2 separate regions of the Mus musculus genome follow, and region 1 is linked to region 2. The links are chromatin loops, found by intact Hi-C in ENCODE. Cell type or tissue: gastrocnemius. All regions are shown on one strand.

Region 1 (8,000 bases), 540 kb after region 2:
TTCCCAGCACCCAAATGGCAGGTCACAACCATTTGTTAACTCCAATTCCAGGGGGAATGGGATGCCCCCTTTTGGCCTCTTCAGGCATGAGGCATGTATACATGCATATACATACATTCAAACACACATTATTTCCCTTATAAAATAAAAATAAATCTTTTCTTAAATTATCTTATGTGTATGCACTGCTTTGATTGCCATGTGTTTGTACACCACATGCATGCAATGCCATCAGAGGCCAGAAGAGGGCATAAGATCTTGGGAAACTGGAGCTACAAGGGATTGTGAGCTGCCATGTGAGTACAGGAATTGAACCCAGCTCTTCAGGTAGAAGAGGAGTCAGTATGCTTAGCCACTGGGCCAACTCTCTATATTTTATTCTTCTTTTTAAACACTTATTTTTTTTAAGCCATTTCTCTAGCCCAGGAATAAAACCTCATAAATTTTATTTATATATACACATACATTATACACACACATATATGTGTGTATATGTATATATATATAATAAAATACATACTAAAATTTGAAATGCTGTTTCAGTATTTTATATATTTAAAAAAAAATCTTTTCAAGATCCTCCTGCCTCAGCCTCCCAAGTACTGAAATTACAAGTATGCACTATCAAACTCAGTTTAAAGAGAGAGAGAGAGAGAGGAAGAGAGAGAAAACTTTAAAAGATTATTACTTTAGCCAGGCAGTGGTGGCGTTTGCACTTGGAAGGAAGAGGCAGGCAGATTTCTGTGAATTCAAGAGAGCCGGTTCCAAGACAGTCAGGGCTACACAGAAAAACCCTGTCTTGAAAAGCCAGGGGAAAAAAGAAGACTAATTTAATTTTATTGTATGTACTTATGCGCCACATGTATGCAGAAGCTCAGCGTGGAGAGGAGAGGCGAGGGACCCTCTAGAACTAGAGTTGCAGGCGGCTGTGACTCTGCAGTAAGTGCTATGACTGTTGAACCGTCTCTCCAGTCATAATCACCAAACCCCCTCTTCTAAACAGGCATTTCTCAGTATCTGGCCCGACGCTGGCCTTAAATTTGGCAATCTTCCTGCCTCGGTCTCCCAAGTGACCTGCTATGTATTCTTCTTCAGAAATACTCAGGTGAATTTATAATAATTATTCTTTTGTTCTCTTTACATTTATCACTGATATATCTAACTTCTTATATCCTGGTTTTGAACCTGATTAAAAAACCAGAAGGCCTATGTATTGACTCATTTGTTTATACGTGTTCCTAGGAATCATCTATTCTCAGTGCTCCATAATATTCCACTGTGAAGATCCTAGAATTCAAAGGCCATTCATTCTATTTGTATACAGAGGGTTTCCCTCTGCTTTCTTTCTTTCTTTTCTTTTTCTACTATGACCACTAGTGACACCAACAGGCCTTATATTTTGGAGTAAGACCACTAGGCTAAAGAGCATAAATAAAAACTCAGCATTATGAAAGACTTATTCAATATGGACATGCAGTTTCCTAAGGCAATCATGCCATTTGCACTCCACTCCCAGAGACAGTATAAGATGACAATGTGATTGTAAAAATCTGTGATTTGGGCTCCTATTTCTGTGATTGGTAATGGGACTAAGCATTTTCTTGAAGTTTATGGATTATTTGTGCTTTCTCTTCTGTGAAATATCTTTTACTCTCTTTTGCCCATTTATCTATTTGATTGCCTTTTACGTACTAGTACTAATCCTGTTGCAGGTATAAATACTATAAATAGCTCCTCTTTACTTTGTGGCCCATGTTCTCGATTTTTTTGTTTGTTTGTTTGGTTTTTCGAGACAGGGTTTCTCGAGACAGGGTTTCTCTGTGTTTTTCTGTGTAGACCTGGCTGTTCTGGAATTCACTCTGTAGACCAGGCTGGCCTTGAACTCAAAAATCCACCTGCTTCTGCCTCCCAACAGTACATGGAATGAACAGAAATTCTGGAACAGACGAAAGTAATCAGTTGTTTCCTTTATATGATGTGCTTCCTGTTTGTAGTTCGATGAACTCCTCCTATCCTGCGGTTTTAAGGATATCCTAAAATTTCATACTTTTGTCTTTACTTGACTTGAAATTGGTTTTGAACATCTGAAATGAGGTACGAATGTCGGGCTCATTGTCTTGGTATTGCTACTGATGCTTACCTTTTCCTCATGATCACAATGCCCACTGTATCACGCAATGAATAGCAAGCGTACGGATTCTGGTAGTTGTGCTTCTGGTAGTTGTGTTTCATCTATAACTCTGTCCTTCCACAAATGTCACAGCTGCTTAACTAATATGGCTTTATAGTAAACCTTGGTATCTCATCTGGCAAATATTTTTTGCCTTCTATTTCTTTAGAAGCACATTTTGTTACTGTGTGAAACAGGGTCTCACTAGGGAGCCCTTCAGCTTGCTGTGTGGTGTCCAGCCTGATCTTGAATGAATAGCAATCCTCCTGCCGATACCTTCTGAGTGCGGGGATTACAACCTCACCTATTTTAGAAATATCTTAGCTATTGCCAGAATTTTGTTTAAATTTTAGAGTGGCCTTGATAAATTTCATGAAGATCCCTGAAAGGTACTTATTGGAATGTCAACAATTGACAAGTGAATTCAGGGAGAGTCAGGGTCTCTGTAACAGTGCCTGCTGTTGAGGTTGACCTAGACAGTCTTTAATATTATTTATTCATCAGGAGCTCCTCCAGAAGAGGACTGAACATTTTTGTTGTATTTGTGGCTTTATATTTCATGGATTTTAACTGAGATTTTAAGTGATATATTTTTCAAGACTGTTTTCCTAAACAATTACTGTAAAGAAGTCTTTTCTGGTGGGACCTGGTAGCACAGGCCTTGAGTCTCAACACTTGGGAATTCTATGAATTCAAGGCCAGGCTGGTCTATATAGCAAGTGGCAGGTAGCAGGGCTATAGAACGAAACCCTGTCTCAAAAATAAGTAAATAAGTTTGAAAAAATAAAACCTTTCCTGAAGTGTTGAGGACTGAACCCAGGGTCTCATGCATGACAGCCAAGTGCTCTAGTCTGGAGGTGCACCCCAGCTGCAAGTGAATATATATTCGATTTTTTTCTTCTTTTTGAGTCAAAGCCTGCCTCTGCCTCCCAAATAAAGGCACTCACCACTAAGCCCTACATGTATGATGTTTGTACTTAGAAATTTTGTTTGGTTTTAAATAATTTAGTAATAAACCTGGGGGGTTCTTTGAGCCTTCCAAGTAGACACCTAAGCACTCATGCGTCCTCAAGCCTTTTTATTTTTTTAAGACAGGGTCTCACGTAGCCAAGGCTGGCCTTGAATCTCCCAAGTCTTAGGATTTCAGCGGAAAGCCAGCTTGTTCTAGAATTTCTTAAATCCTTTTCTTAACTTTCTGCAATAGCAAGAACTCCCAGCATGGTGCTGAGTGGACACAGTGACACCAGAGCCCTTGTCCTAAAGTTGATGTTTTAAACATCTTGCCACGACGTATGACATATCACATGAAATGGCTGTGGACCTGCTAAGGGTATAGCTTAGTGATTTTTATCCCCAGCATAGGAGAAGTGGGGACACATCAACAGGAAAAATATCATGTCATTCTACACTGAATTTTGTCCAATTTCCCTCCAATTTCTTGAGATGATGAACCTGTTCATTCTCTCTTATTCTACTAGTACATGATAAATAACATCATCGGCTGTCCCTAAATTCATCAACCTGGCTTTTTTAAAAGCCTGTTAATATCTACTTGTGGAATTTAACTGCTCATGAAGGGTGGAGACATCTTTTAAATGATGCAAAAGTTAACAGAACAGAAGAGATAATGTTAGGTGCTATTTCAATTTTCTGGTTTTACACTGCCATCTTGTGGTACAATGCCATAAATGGCAGTCTGTAGCTTTAAAATCGTAACCAAGGTATTTCACTCTTAAAGAGCATCCATCATTTAGTGATGCTCTTCAGAGAAAGCCGGGGATAAATTCCACCTAAATGACACACTAAAAAGCAGTGGAGATTTTGAGCTCTTCTCATATGCCTGTGGTTCAAGCCTTGGATTAGCTGCTGAGAGGCAAGCTCTTCAGACAGGGAATTTCAATTCCAGGTTGGTCATGACTCAACTCTCACTACACACAGTCAAGCAGATGTCAATGGAGAATGCTAATCTCTCTGAGAACAATTATCTCAAGCCTTCCTCAGAAGCACACTGAAGTTCCAGCCTCTCTACTGTTGTCAGTACTCTTGTTCATGCTGGGGAAGTATGGAAGGTTTAGTTTTTAAGGGAATTAGTGAGAGAAGGAAAAGCTCGTTCATGGGAAGGAAATGTTGGTCACGGCATGAACTGCCTTTGCTCTTATGTGGTATTTCACTCAGAACTGTGACTGTCCTGAGACAGGCCTCAAGATGGACTTACCGTTCTGAAACTGTGTCTCTACTCGCAGGTACTGCCGCAGCAGATCCATCACCACAGCCTTCATGTGGCCACGGATGCCACTTCGGTACCTATGAATCAAGACAGAGCAACACCATTAAAGGAACCCAGAGGCCACACCTATTCTCCAGATTGTCCCTGAACTGTCCTCCCACTGAATACAGAGTATACCTATAGCTTATATTTTCAGGTTGAAAATTATTAATTTAAACTGTAAAGTGAAAACTAACTTCAGTACAGAGGAAAAGGAAAGTAGAAATAGCACCCCACCATCATACCACCCTGCACTCCATACCCAGATCTAACGACAGCCTGACTTAGCTCCCACTGCTGAGCAGAAGTTATAGTCATGCTTGAAATGGCTAAGGGATTTTTGAAAAGTTTTAAGTATCTTAAAAGTTGAAAATGTTCTACACAGCTTTTTAGTCAAATACCTGGATCCATAAATTAGAAAGAATGAATACCATGTTGGAGTCTCCACTAGGAGAAAAACTAAGCTCTTCATCAACATAACAAATGAAAAGAAAACAATAGAATTTTGGGGCCATAATAACTGACAGAGTATCATAAAAACAGAAATAATGAGTGAGTTCAGTCACAGATCTAAGTAGTAACAAGATGTAACAGACTTTTTGAGAAATAAAGTACTTTCTTTTTTCTGAAAGTCAGATTGAAGTAAATCTTTATGCCCAGTTGAAAACAAAGCAAGCATGAGATCTGGAGACCCACGTGACTACCTCTGCACCAGCTGGACAATGCTCTGGGTGTTCATGAAGAAGACTTCCCGCTCAGATTTCCGGTTCAGTGTAGCTGCATGACTATCTAGGATGTTGGCAATCTAAGGCATAAGAAATAAGGAAAATGAAGCTCCCCCTGCCCGCAGGCCCCAGTGCACATACCTCTGCATCAGCACCACTACCAAAGAGTCTCCTTGGTTACACCATGACAAACCCTGGGTCTGACATGTTGTCAGTACTATTAAGTTAGTACAAGTTTAGACACTTGCTAAAGAAGCAAGCATTTTCTAAACTTTTTTCACTCTTTCCCAGATAGACTAAGGACCACATCATGGAACTAAATTTAGACAGAGAGTGTGATGGGCAAGAAGCTGTCTAAGGTCAAAACCCACACCTCACTCCTGGTCCCTTTCTTGCCCACCTTTACTCCCCACCTCACCATGCATTACAGGCAAAGGACAAAGATGCCGTTGAGGTGGTCAGGAAGTGTCAGGCAAACACATTACCAATATCCTGGCTGTCAATCTCACAGAAACACGTCTAATTAGGGGCTCTCCCTGAAAGCACAGTGATATGGAATACATAGTCACAGCGCTTTCCTCACACAGTGTGAGATATTTTATAGGTCACATATAGTAACTCAGATACTGAGGCAGGTTTATGAAGGATTCAATGCTTTCGGTGGTAAAATCACAGACAATAAGGAGTAGCCAAACAGAGAGGCCTCCTAGAGCATGAACTCTAGTGGCTGCCAGGGGAAAATGATGACAGTGTTGCCCCATAAATACCTGCTGGCTGGGAAACTGACACAGGACTGATGTGATGTTGCTAGCATACTGAGCCATTTCCTTCTTAATAGACTTCTCCACATTGAGGGGGATCCGGCCAGAGACACTGGTCATGATATCCTGCAGCTCTAGCAGAGGCAAGGAGGGGTCTCTCAGAGTCTTCATCAATCTTTCTACCCAGTCTTTTACCTGTGCAGAAAGAAATAATCAAATGGGACGCAAAGGCAACACAACTCCCCAAATAAATCAGATCCTGAGTCTCCAGCACTACAGTGCTGGTGCTTCCTTTAGATTTACATATTTTACGTGAATGTGTACCACATGAGTGCCTGAGAGTTCCAGATGGTGTTGAACCATGTGCATGCTGGAATCCATCCTCTTCAGAGGAACGAGTGCTGCAACCCTGAACCAGCTCTGCAGCGCCCTGGTGCTTACTGTAAAGCTGCAGCCTAAACACCAAATACTACCCCAGTCTGTAGTTCAAAAAGGAATAATCCCAAGCAAATGACAAAATTAATAAACAAGGATTTAAAATGTTAAGTCCAGTCAGGCATGGTGGTACATGCCTTTAATCCTAGCCTTTGGGAGGCAAAGGCCAAGGTAGAGTCGGGTCTCTGTGAGTTCAAGGATTGCCTGGGCTACATAATAGTAAGTTTCAAGATAGCCAGGGCTACTTTGAGAAACGTGGGGAGATTACAAATCATATAACTTTTTGCTCCTAGAAAAAAAATTCTTCAAGAGCTGAGGGCATAGCTCAGTGGTGCAGTGATCACATAGCATGTTTGTTTAAGGCCCTGGGTTCGATCCCCAGCATCAGAAAGAGTGGGAAAATCAATCTTAAAAGAGAAAAAAATTCCTCCTGAGACTGTAAACTCCTCTGGAGAATGAACATATTTGTATATCCCCTCCCCAAGGGAGCGGTTCATACCCTGCTGCTGAAGAAAGGGTCTGGAAGGCAGTATCCATTCATCACATTGACCAGGTTATCCAGGACATAGTGGAAAACTCGATGGAGCTTCTCGCCTCTGAGAGCTGTGCTCTGGATCTGTGGTAGACTGCCCGTGTGAAGCTCAGCCTGTGGTCACAAGAGATCATCGGTCATTACCTTCTACTCTGGGCACAAAAACCACTGCAATTCAGTCACCATCAAAACTGAGACATCCCTTCATGACACACACCAATTTGGAGAAAAGTCAGTGGAAGAAACACTGAGAAGAAGACAGAATCTCAGGTTTATATTGGCTAGTGCAAGCTCCAGTCCCACAATTCTGTAGGCACAAATATAAAATTGGGAGGAACAAAAAATGATTAACAAAATGCTGACATGAAGCTAACCATGGTGGCACACACTTGTAATCCCAAAACTCTGGGAGATAAAAGACAGGAAGAACAGGAATTCAAGATGGAAACAAGGGAAGAACAGGGCCCGGGGAGATGGCTCAGTGGATTCAAGCATTAGAACCTGAGTTCAGACTCCCCAGGACCCACAGAAAAACGCTGAGTGTAGCCACACAAAGCACTGTGCTTGTTGGAGGCAGAGGGGTGAGAAGCAGGACTGCTGGGAATTGCTGGCTACCAGCCTAGCTCCAGGTTCAATAAGAAAACCCTGTCTCCAGGGAATAGGGTAGAGCGTGATAAGGCAGGACACTCAATGCCCTCTTCTGATACACATACATGCAGAGAGCACATACACACACTCTCACACATATGCAAAATAGGACGGAAGGAGGGAAAGGATGGGAGAGGACGAGGAACCAGCAAACCAAGCACCTCCAAGCTACCATGTTTTTCACCCTCGCAGCGGTTTTCAGTGCCTTCCTCCTCACCTGTTGAACTTTACTGGGGTTGTCCAGTTGCATTTTGGCTATCACACAGCCAGGGTCAAGTGCTGCTCCAGGTCGTTTGACATAATGGATGCAGCCAGATTCTACAGCTGTTAAAGTCATCACCATCTTCATTACCTGTCATGAAGATGTAAGTTAGAGCCTGATCTCCCTTTATGGACATGAACAGTTTAAAGGTCAGGTTTCTCCTATCATCTCAATTGGAAAACACTTAATTTAACACCCCAA
Region 2 (8,000 bases):
GCAGGTCCTAGCTCATTACTGGGGGGGGCTGGGGTGGAGGTGTCAGATTGGAATCACTCCTGGGTCTGTTCACAGCTTCCCTGTTTCATTAACACCTTCCCGGGGGTCTTTGGGCTCATCCTGCTGGGGGGAGCACTCCAGAAAGTTCTGACCACCTCCTACCCAGCCTGAGCACAGTGGTCCCCACCTAAAGGCCTGTGCTCCAGATGTGCACTAAGGGGTCTCACACCAGGGCAGGCTGGCCGCTGACCAGGACTCTATCGCTGCCCCCCACTCCCGAGGGTCCCAGAGGTCTGGTCAGGAGACACAGCACCTGGGGCAGCCCATTCCTTCCCCTTCCTGTCAGCCTCTCATCCAAAGGTTTCTATCAATCAATCCACCCCTAACCCCACCCCCACCCCCCACCTAGGACTGCAACCTGGTTCCTCCCTTCAGAATCCTCAGTGTGAATGTGGCTTGGACCTCAGGTCCACGTCGCACCTGCCTTCTCCTATGTGGACAAGTCTCTGGAAACTGCTTATCACTTGCTTTTTCTGTAAAATGAAAAAGCCATACGTTGCAGGGGGCTGCCCAGTGCTCTATAAATCATGAGCTTAGTCATCACTAGCAATGGCTATTATTTCACTCTGGGCAGAACAGCTCCTGGCATTACCTTCTTGCTTGTTTAGTGGACTAGGGTGGTGGAGGAAGGGTCAGGCTGGAGTCCCAGGGCTTCCAGCTCCATCAACTTCTTTCTAGATTGGAAAGGTGTGGGATGAGGGTCGGAGGGCATCACTGAGTGGGGACCAGTCTGTTCTAAACAAAGCTCTCCTCAACTGCAGCCCCAGAAGGATTTTCATGGACACTGGCTCTTTCCACCACAGAATCCCACTTGGGAGGACACCCTCACTGGCTGCTGGGGACAGGAGAGGCCAGCCCTGCTTTCTCCTTTGCTGGCTCCTTGTTCCTCAGACTTCTCTGTTGTTTACTGAGGTCTGTGGCTGTCAGAAGGGAGATTCCTTGAAAAGCAGTTGACTCTGGTTTATTATCACCCTCAGATACTTTCCACAAATGGGGCAATTTTCCTTAAAAAGAGAAAATGGAAACAGTAGGTCTGGGCTCTTCTTGCAAGTGGTTCTAGGTCCTCTGTCAGCCTCTATAGGCAGGAAGGGATTACTGGCTTTATTACGGACCTTGATGACGATGACGATGATGATGATGATGATGACGATGATGACGACGATGACGATGACGACGATGATGATTGTGTGTGTAGGTGGCTGTGAACACATATGAGGAGAGAATGCTGTGGAGTCAGTTCTCTCCCACTTTTACGTGGATCCCAAGGATTAGACTCAGGCCTGTCAGGCTTTTGCTGCAAGCAAATGTAGCTCAGCCTAGCCTCGCCTCAAGCTCACTATGTAGCTGAGGAAGACCTTAAACTTCTGATCCTCCTGCCTCCACTGTGCTGTGATTCCAGGAACACACCATCATGCCTGGCTTACACAGTGCTGGGGACTTAGTGTCTGCTTGGCAAGAGGGCTACACCCCAGTCTAGTCATTCTGTATCTAGGCCCCAGCACAGGACACCCTAGGTGTGTAAATTACCAAACAAGTGAAGGGGTCCTGAGATTGGGCACTAACATCTCCCCTTCTTATCTCTGTAGCAGGTTGGAAGGCACCACACGTTTCCCGTGGGCCGTGGCCTTTTACTTTTAGACTGAGTCAGAGGAGGTGGGTCAGCTATCTCCAGCTGCAGGTGCTTTTGATTCTGGGGGTGGGGTGGGGTGGGTCAATGAAGGGCTAAGGGAAAGCTCCACAGACTTCCAAGGCCCGAGGGCTCTGCTGAGATCATCTGCACCAGGGCATAGACAGCCCCTCCAAGAGATGAGGTGCCAGCAGGGCTGGGCAGTGTGAGAGGGGCTGCATCATGTCTGATCTGAGCCCTGAGCCCTACTCATATCCAAAGCACTCTCACCTTGGTGGCTTTGAGACCAAGAGCAGGAGCCTATAGTGATAGTGGTGTTTGTGATGCTGATGGTTATGGGGCTCACACCCTTACTAAGGTTCTCCGGTACTCACAAGATGGCTGTTAACTCCGTTTGGCTTGCAGATGGGAAACCACACTTGTCCATGGTCATTCTATGCAATCCAAAGAGTTTGGAAGGGACCAAGAGATTGGTAGGGACAGAGAATGAATCCTCTAGCCTAGCACCACTTAGGAGGCCTGCTGCTGAGAGTCACCTTTCGTCTCTACAACCCCCTACACCTAGTCAGCTTTCATCTCTAGCCCCCAACACCTAGTCGACCTTCATCTCTAGCCCCCTGCACCTAGTCAGCCTTTATCTCTAGCCCCCAACAGTATGGATGAGCTCCGAGCTGATATCTCAATGCCTGGGTGGGATACCTCCCCACCCCTGAAACTTCTCACTGGACTGTGCATGGGATTGCACCAGGTCATAAGACCTGCAGTGACATCTTGGATCCACTGTGGGATATAGTAAACAGTTTCAGTCCCCTGGAGGACCCAGATATGTGTGCGAATCCTGGCTTTACTCCTGGTTCTCCTTCCCTGGAGTCTCCTTGTGAACTAGAACTTTCTCCCAGGGCCAAACTGCCATTTTTCTTTTTCTTTTTTTTTTTTTTTTAAGATTTATTTATTTTTATTATATATAAGTACACTGTAGCTATCTTCAGACACTCCAGAAGAGGGAGTCAGATCTCATTACGGATGGTTGTGAGCCACCATGTGGTTGCTGGGATTTGAACTTCAGACCTTCAGAAGAGCAGTCGGGTGCTCTTACCCACTGAGCCATCTCACCAGCCCCATTTTTCTTTTTCTTTTCTTTTCTTTTCTTTTCTTTTCTTTTCTTTTCTTTTCTTTTCTTTTCTTTTCTTTTCTTTTCTTTTCTGTTCTCTTCCGCCCTCCCTCTCTTTCTTTCTTTCCTCCCCTCTCTTTCTTCTTCCTCCTCCTTCACTTCTTGTCTTTCCCAGAGGCCTTCTATTCATTGGCCAGCTTCTTACCCTGCCTCTGGTTTCTGGTGATCTCATCCTGTCTGCCTGCCCTATCCTGTTACTAGGGCTCCCTGGGGCTGCCCTCTCTCTGGGCCCATGGCCACACTCTCTGCCTATCCCTTGTCTCTTTTATTTTCTCCCCTGGTTCTCATTACCCCAGGGGCTGATCAATAGCAGCCGCCGGTTATTGATCTGGGTGGGCATCCAAGTGTGGTTGCCCCAGGCCATTATTGATGGAAAGAATCGGTATTGGGGCTGGGGTAGAGTGTGGCTAGGAGCTGGGGACCATGGGGGATGGAAGTGGGGCTCCCTCTCCCCTGCAGGGACTTAGCAGTGGGACTTCTTAAAGGCTCTGCCAGGTGAGAGTGCAGGCAGAGCGCTTCTGTGGACAGAAGGTCAAGGCTTAGCTCATGCTAACAAGTACTTACTGAGCACCTACTGCGTGTCACAATCTCACTTCATCCAATCAAAAAAAAAAAAAAAAAAAGGAGGGAGGAATACCAGGGTGTGGTATCCAGGTATCCTTCTGGGGCTCACAAGGCCAATCAAGTCCAGTCCATAACCGGTCTAGGGTGGAAGGGAAGCCTGAGGCAAGAGACTCAGTTTATAGCCAAGCCATAAGCCACAAAGGACCACTGTCCCATTGATACTGACCTTGATATTGGGCATGACCCAGGCAGGCCCTATGCCAGATGGCTGGCCCACTGCCAACGCAGATCCCATTCTCTGCAGTCTTATCAGCTAAGTATACACTGGCCAATGCTAAATGCACCTACCTGGGCCATGTAGTGCATGATAGGAGCAGAGAAGGTATTTATAAGCCTTCCCCACCTCAGCTCCCCAAATTCCAACTCTAACGGCCCCCCAAAGTCTATCGTGTGTACCATTTCAAGAGAATACATAGGGACATGGATGGGTAGAAGACCGTGGGGTAGCCTCACCTAGCTCTTGGCCTTGAGAGAGAGCCACAGGGTTGGGTCCATCCCAAGTCAAGCTTTTACCCCAGGCTTGACTTGGATGGACCCAAGGGCCAGGGCCACGTATCACTGGGGTTTGCTGCAGACTTAGCCATATTCCATATATGCACATACTTATGGATGCTCAGAGGCCCATGCAAATAGGCATGACATGCAGGCAGACAGGAATAAACCTCTCTGCCTAAGCCCTGTAGGAAGACAGGGACCCCCAGATAAGTTGCTCTCTCTCTCTCTCAAAATCCATGACATGCCCACGGTCTTACTGCCCTAAAGAGCCAAGTTAGGTCACCCTCACACCCATGTCACCTGCCCCCCTTTAGATGTTCTGCTGGTAGTTGAAGGACTGAGATGGGAGGGGAGCAAAGGCAAAGGGACCTCAGAATAGACTCAGCAAATCTGGGAAAAAAAAATCAGTGTCCTTACTGATTTTCACTGGATGTTTCTCCAGGACAGGCAGGGCCATCTCTGACGGCAGAGCTAGGAGGGCCTAGGGATTAAGAGTCAATTTCATAGCGACAGAGAGGCAGATGGCCAACAGACAGGCGGGGTGTCAAGCTGCCATCTTTCTATGTCCAGGGAGAGACCTGAGCTGGCTTGAGTGTCTGCAGTGGCTCAAATGGTTTCAGAATGAGGACTCCTGGTCCTCAGAAAAAGACGAGGGTCGTAGGGAGCAGTCACAGAGTATCAGGATGTGTGCAGCCACTATGGTCCCTGGCTTTGAGGGAGAGGTGGTGCTCTGTGAGTTAATTCTGATCACTATAGTTTACTGAGGACCGGACAGTTCTTCAGAAAGCCTTGGAAAGGTCAGCCTTTTGCAAGCTTCAATGATTGAGCCTCTAGATCATTATAGCACCTTGTTCAAGTGAAGAAAACGAGAATCAGAGACATTAAAGAACTTGCCCAAAGCCACGTAGCTGGTAGGTGGGTGGTGGAGGCAGCCCCTGAACTACAGTCCACTGCTTCTAATGCCCAAGCGTCCTCCATTCTGCCACAGGCAGCCCCTGGCAGGCCCTAGAGGTGCCAGCATTCTCATCTCTTTACTCTTCCAGCCCAGGTTGCCCTAGGCAGCCAGCCATGATCCTACTCACCCCACTGAACTCTTTTTTTTTTTTTTTTTCTTTCCAGACAGGGTTTCTCTGTGTAGCCCTGGCTGTCCTGGAACTCACTTTGTAGACCAGGCTAGCCTTGAACTCAGAAATCTGCCTGCCTCTGCCTCCCAAGTGCTGGGATTAAAGGCATGTGCCACCACGCCCATCCTGGCTGAACTCTTAAAGCCATTTTCCTTAGAGAATGATAGAAGGGACCAGAGGCGATAAGCCCACCCTTCATATACGTAGCCTGTGCAACATCTTACTCAACTGAGTCTTTGCACTCCCCCAGTGATGGGAAGCTCGATACACCTTAACTCACCCATCTTAGCTCCAGCATTTCGTGGCATTTGTAAGCAGGCTCCACTCTAGCAACTTGAGTTGCTCAGGGGTGTGTCTGCAGGGGTGTGCTCTGAATGTAGCCTGCCCCACCTCCTGTCCCATCCTTGCACAGGGGTGTCATACAAGTTCATAGATGTGCATGTATGTTCTCCCTACAGCTTTTGCCCAGGAGCTGGAGGCGGCTCTCTGGGTACCAGGGACAGGCCAGATTTATGGTGCTGGGAGAAATATTTAGGCCTGAGTCAGTTTGGTTGTGTTAATTATGGAAATCTAAAGATAATCTATATTTAATGCTGAATTTTGTCAAATTTGCTAAAGAATTAGGGGAGCGTGTGCAAATAGTGACACTTCAATGAAGAAGAAGGTGCAATTAAACTCTGAAATTTACAGTGGAATAATTGGAGAGCATGACAAATATAGTTATCAGCAGCAACTAATTAGGGGTCTGCTCGAGGTTTCTGGGCTTGATTAATCTCGCCTGGATGTTAATAAGTTACATGGGGCAGATGATACTGGTTGCAGCTTCCTTCTTTCATTCTCATTTAGACCAGTCGGTATGGTAATGTGATCCATACCATTCATCCCTTGGGCCAGCCTGGTCTAAGGGGAAAATCGGGGTGCTGATGTCTCTTTGCTGAGGCCCACCTTTCCGGGTAAGGATCTGGTGAGTGAACACCTTGGCTATCCTCTCCTCACACCTCAATGGATTAGTGAATTCTTTTCTTTTTCTTTTCTCCTTCTTCCTTCTTCCTCCTCCTCTTTCTCCTCCTCCTCCTCTTTTCTTTTTCCTCTTTCTCCTCTTTTTGCCTTTTTTTTTTAGATGGGCTCTCACATAGTTCAAACCTCCCATGTAGCTGAGGCTAGCCTCAAATTCCTGATCCTCCCATTTCTGCCTCCCATGTGCTGGGATTTCAGGCATGTACCACCATGTCTGGCATGGTTGGCAAATTCAATGTCTCACTTGAGGTTTGTTGGAACTGAAGGAGAGGGGATGCAAAGCCAAGTCTTAGGGGCTCGCTGAGTCCAAATAGGTCGTCTGCCCCCTTGTACAGACGCAGCTCAGCCCACGTGTTCTCTCTTCTTATCTGTGCAGGAAGGGACACTCAATGGCTCCCAGCTGACCTGCTATAGAATCCACACACAGCTTCTTGGTTCCAACACCTCTCTCCCTACCTACTTCAGGACATGGCTGGCTGGAGTCTGGTCCGTGAGCCGTTGATTAAAGTTTAGACGGGAGCTGAGCTGCTTGCTTAGCTGAAGCATGGCTGCCAACTGAGCTGCTGGTGAGCCCAGCTGTGGAGCCAAAACTACCTCTTCCTTGCTCTGTCTCCCTCCACATCTCTTCCCAGGCCTAGTGGCTCTCTCGGCCCTGCTGCTTTGGTCTCCCTACAAGAGCCTCCCCACCTTTCAGAGGTCTCTGTGTGACTAATTCCCATGACTCCTCTCTTCCACCACCTACCCTTTCCTTAGGTGTGCTCTCGCCTGCCAGGGTCCCCGAAGCATCCTCTGAGGAAGAGGGATGTGTCTGTCAGCTCCGTGAGTGGGTCCTCTCCTGAGCAGTCCCTGCTGCTACCTCTTGACTCTGTGATATCACCTGGCACAGGCCAAGGAGAAGCTGGCAGCCATAGCTGAGACTTGTGAGCGTGGAGAAGTTGGTCTTTGTGTCTTCCGTACATCAGGTGCCTCGAAACAGGACTTCTGTGTGAGGACGGCACAGGAGGCCGAGAGGCTGCTGTACCTGCCAGGAGGGGTGTTGGAGGAGGAGAGGGGCCTCCTAAGAGGAGAAGGGCAGCTTCTTGACAGCTTTAGTTTCTCTTTCTGCTTTGGGTCTGAAGAACTTTGGGGTCAAGTGTGATTATTTTTTAATTACATTTATTTGTCTATTATTTGGGGGATGGCCCATGCACCACACTGTGCAAAGTGGAAGTTTGAGGACAAATGAAGGAGTTCTCTCCTTCTACCACCTGGGTCCTGGAGACTGAGCTTAGATTATTAGGCCTGGTGTCTTAGTCAGGGTTTCTATTCCTGCACAAACATCATGGCCAAGAAGCAAGCTGGGGAGGAAAGGGTTTATTCAGCTTACACTTCCACATTGTTGTTCATTACCAAAGGAAGTCAGGACTGGAACTCAAACAGGTCAGGAAGCAGGAGCTGGTGCAGAGACCATGGAGGGATGTTCCTTACTGGCTTGCTTCCCCTGGCTTGCTCAACCTGCTCTCTTATAGAACTCAAGACTACCAGCCCAGAGATGGTCCCACCCACAAGGGGCCCTCCCCCTTGATCACTAATTGAGAAAATGCCTTACAGTTGTATCTCATGGAGGCATTTTTCCAACTGAAGCTCCTTTCTCTGTGATAACTCCAGCTGTGTCAAGTTGACACAAAACTAGCCAGTACAACTGACCCCCTTGTCAACATGACATACAAATACATCACTAGTAAGCCTCAACCCTTAGTTCTTATTCATCCCCAAGATCTTAAATAAATTTAAAAGCCCCACAGTCTTTACATATTAAAAGTTCAATCCTTTTAAAATATCCAGTATCTTTTAAAATTCAAAGTACTTTAAAATTCAAAGTCTCTTAACTGTGGACTTCACT

Evidence for each region. Peaks named below come from ENCODE experiments on the same cell type or tissue, not always from the same donor. Only the 100,000 strongest peaks of a DNase experiment are listed, where the experiment ranks them.
Region 1: it touches region 2 in a loop (4-fold over the local background); 26 of 42 quality-filtered maps call a loop at or near these places.

Annotation. Positions count from the first base shown.
Region 1 is chr11:84,260,513-84,268,512 of GRCm38, reverse strand. It overlaps Acaca (acetyl-Coenzyme A carboxylase alpha), which reads right to left. Exons shown (of 54, transcript NM_133360.2): 18 at 7,755-7,889; 19 at 6,857-7,003; 20 at 5,929-6,117; 21 at 5,141-5,241; 22 at 4,386-4,474. Among named protein-coding and RNA genes, the nearest start is that of Acaca, 69 kb to the right of the region's middle. In gastrocnemius, CTCF peaks have their summits at 236 (motif pointing right) and 3,850 (motif pointing left); a DNase peak (open chromatin) is centred at 236.
Region 2 is chr11:84,800,261-84,808,260 of GRCm38, reverse strand. No RefSeq gene overlaps it. Among named protein-coding and RNA genes, the nearest start is that of Mrm1, 15 kb to the left of the region's middle. In gastrocnemius, no CTCF peak of the experiment used is centred here; DNase peaks (open chromatin) are centred at 3,688 and 4,510.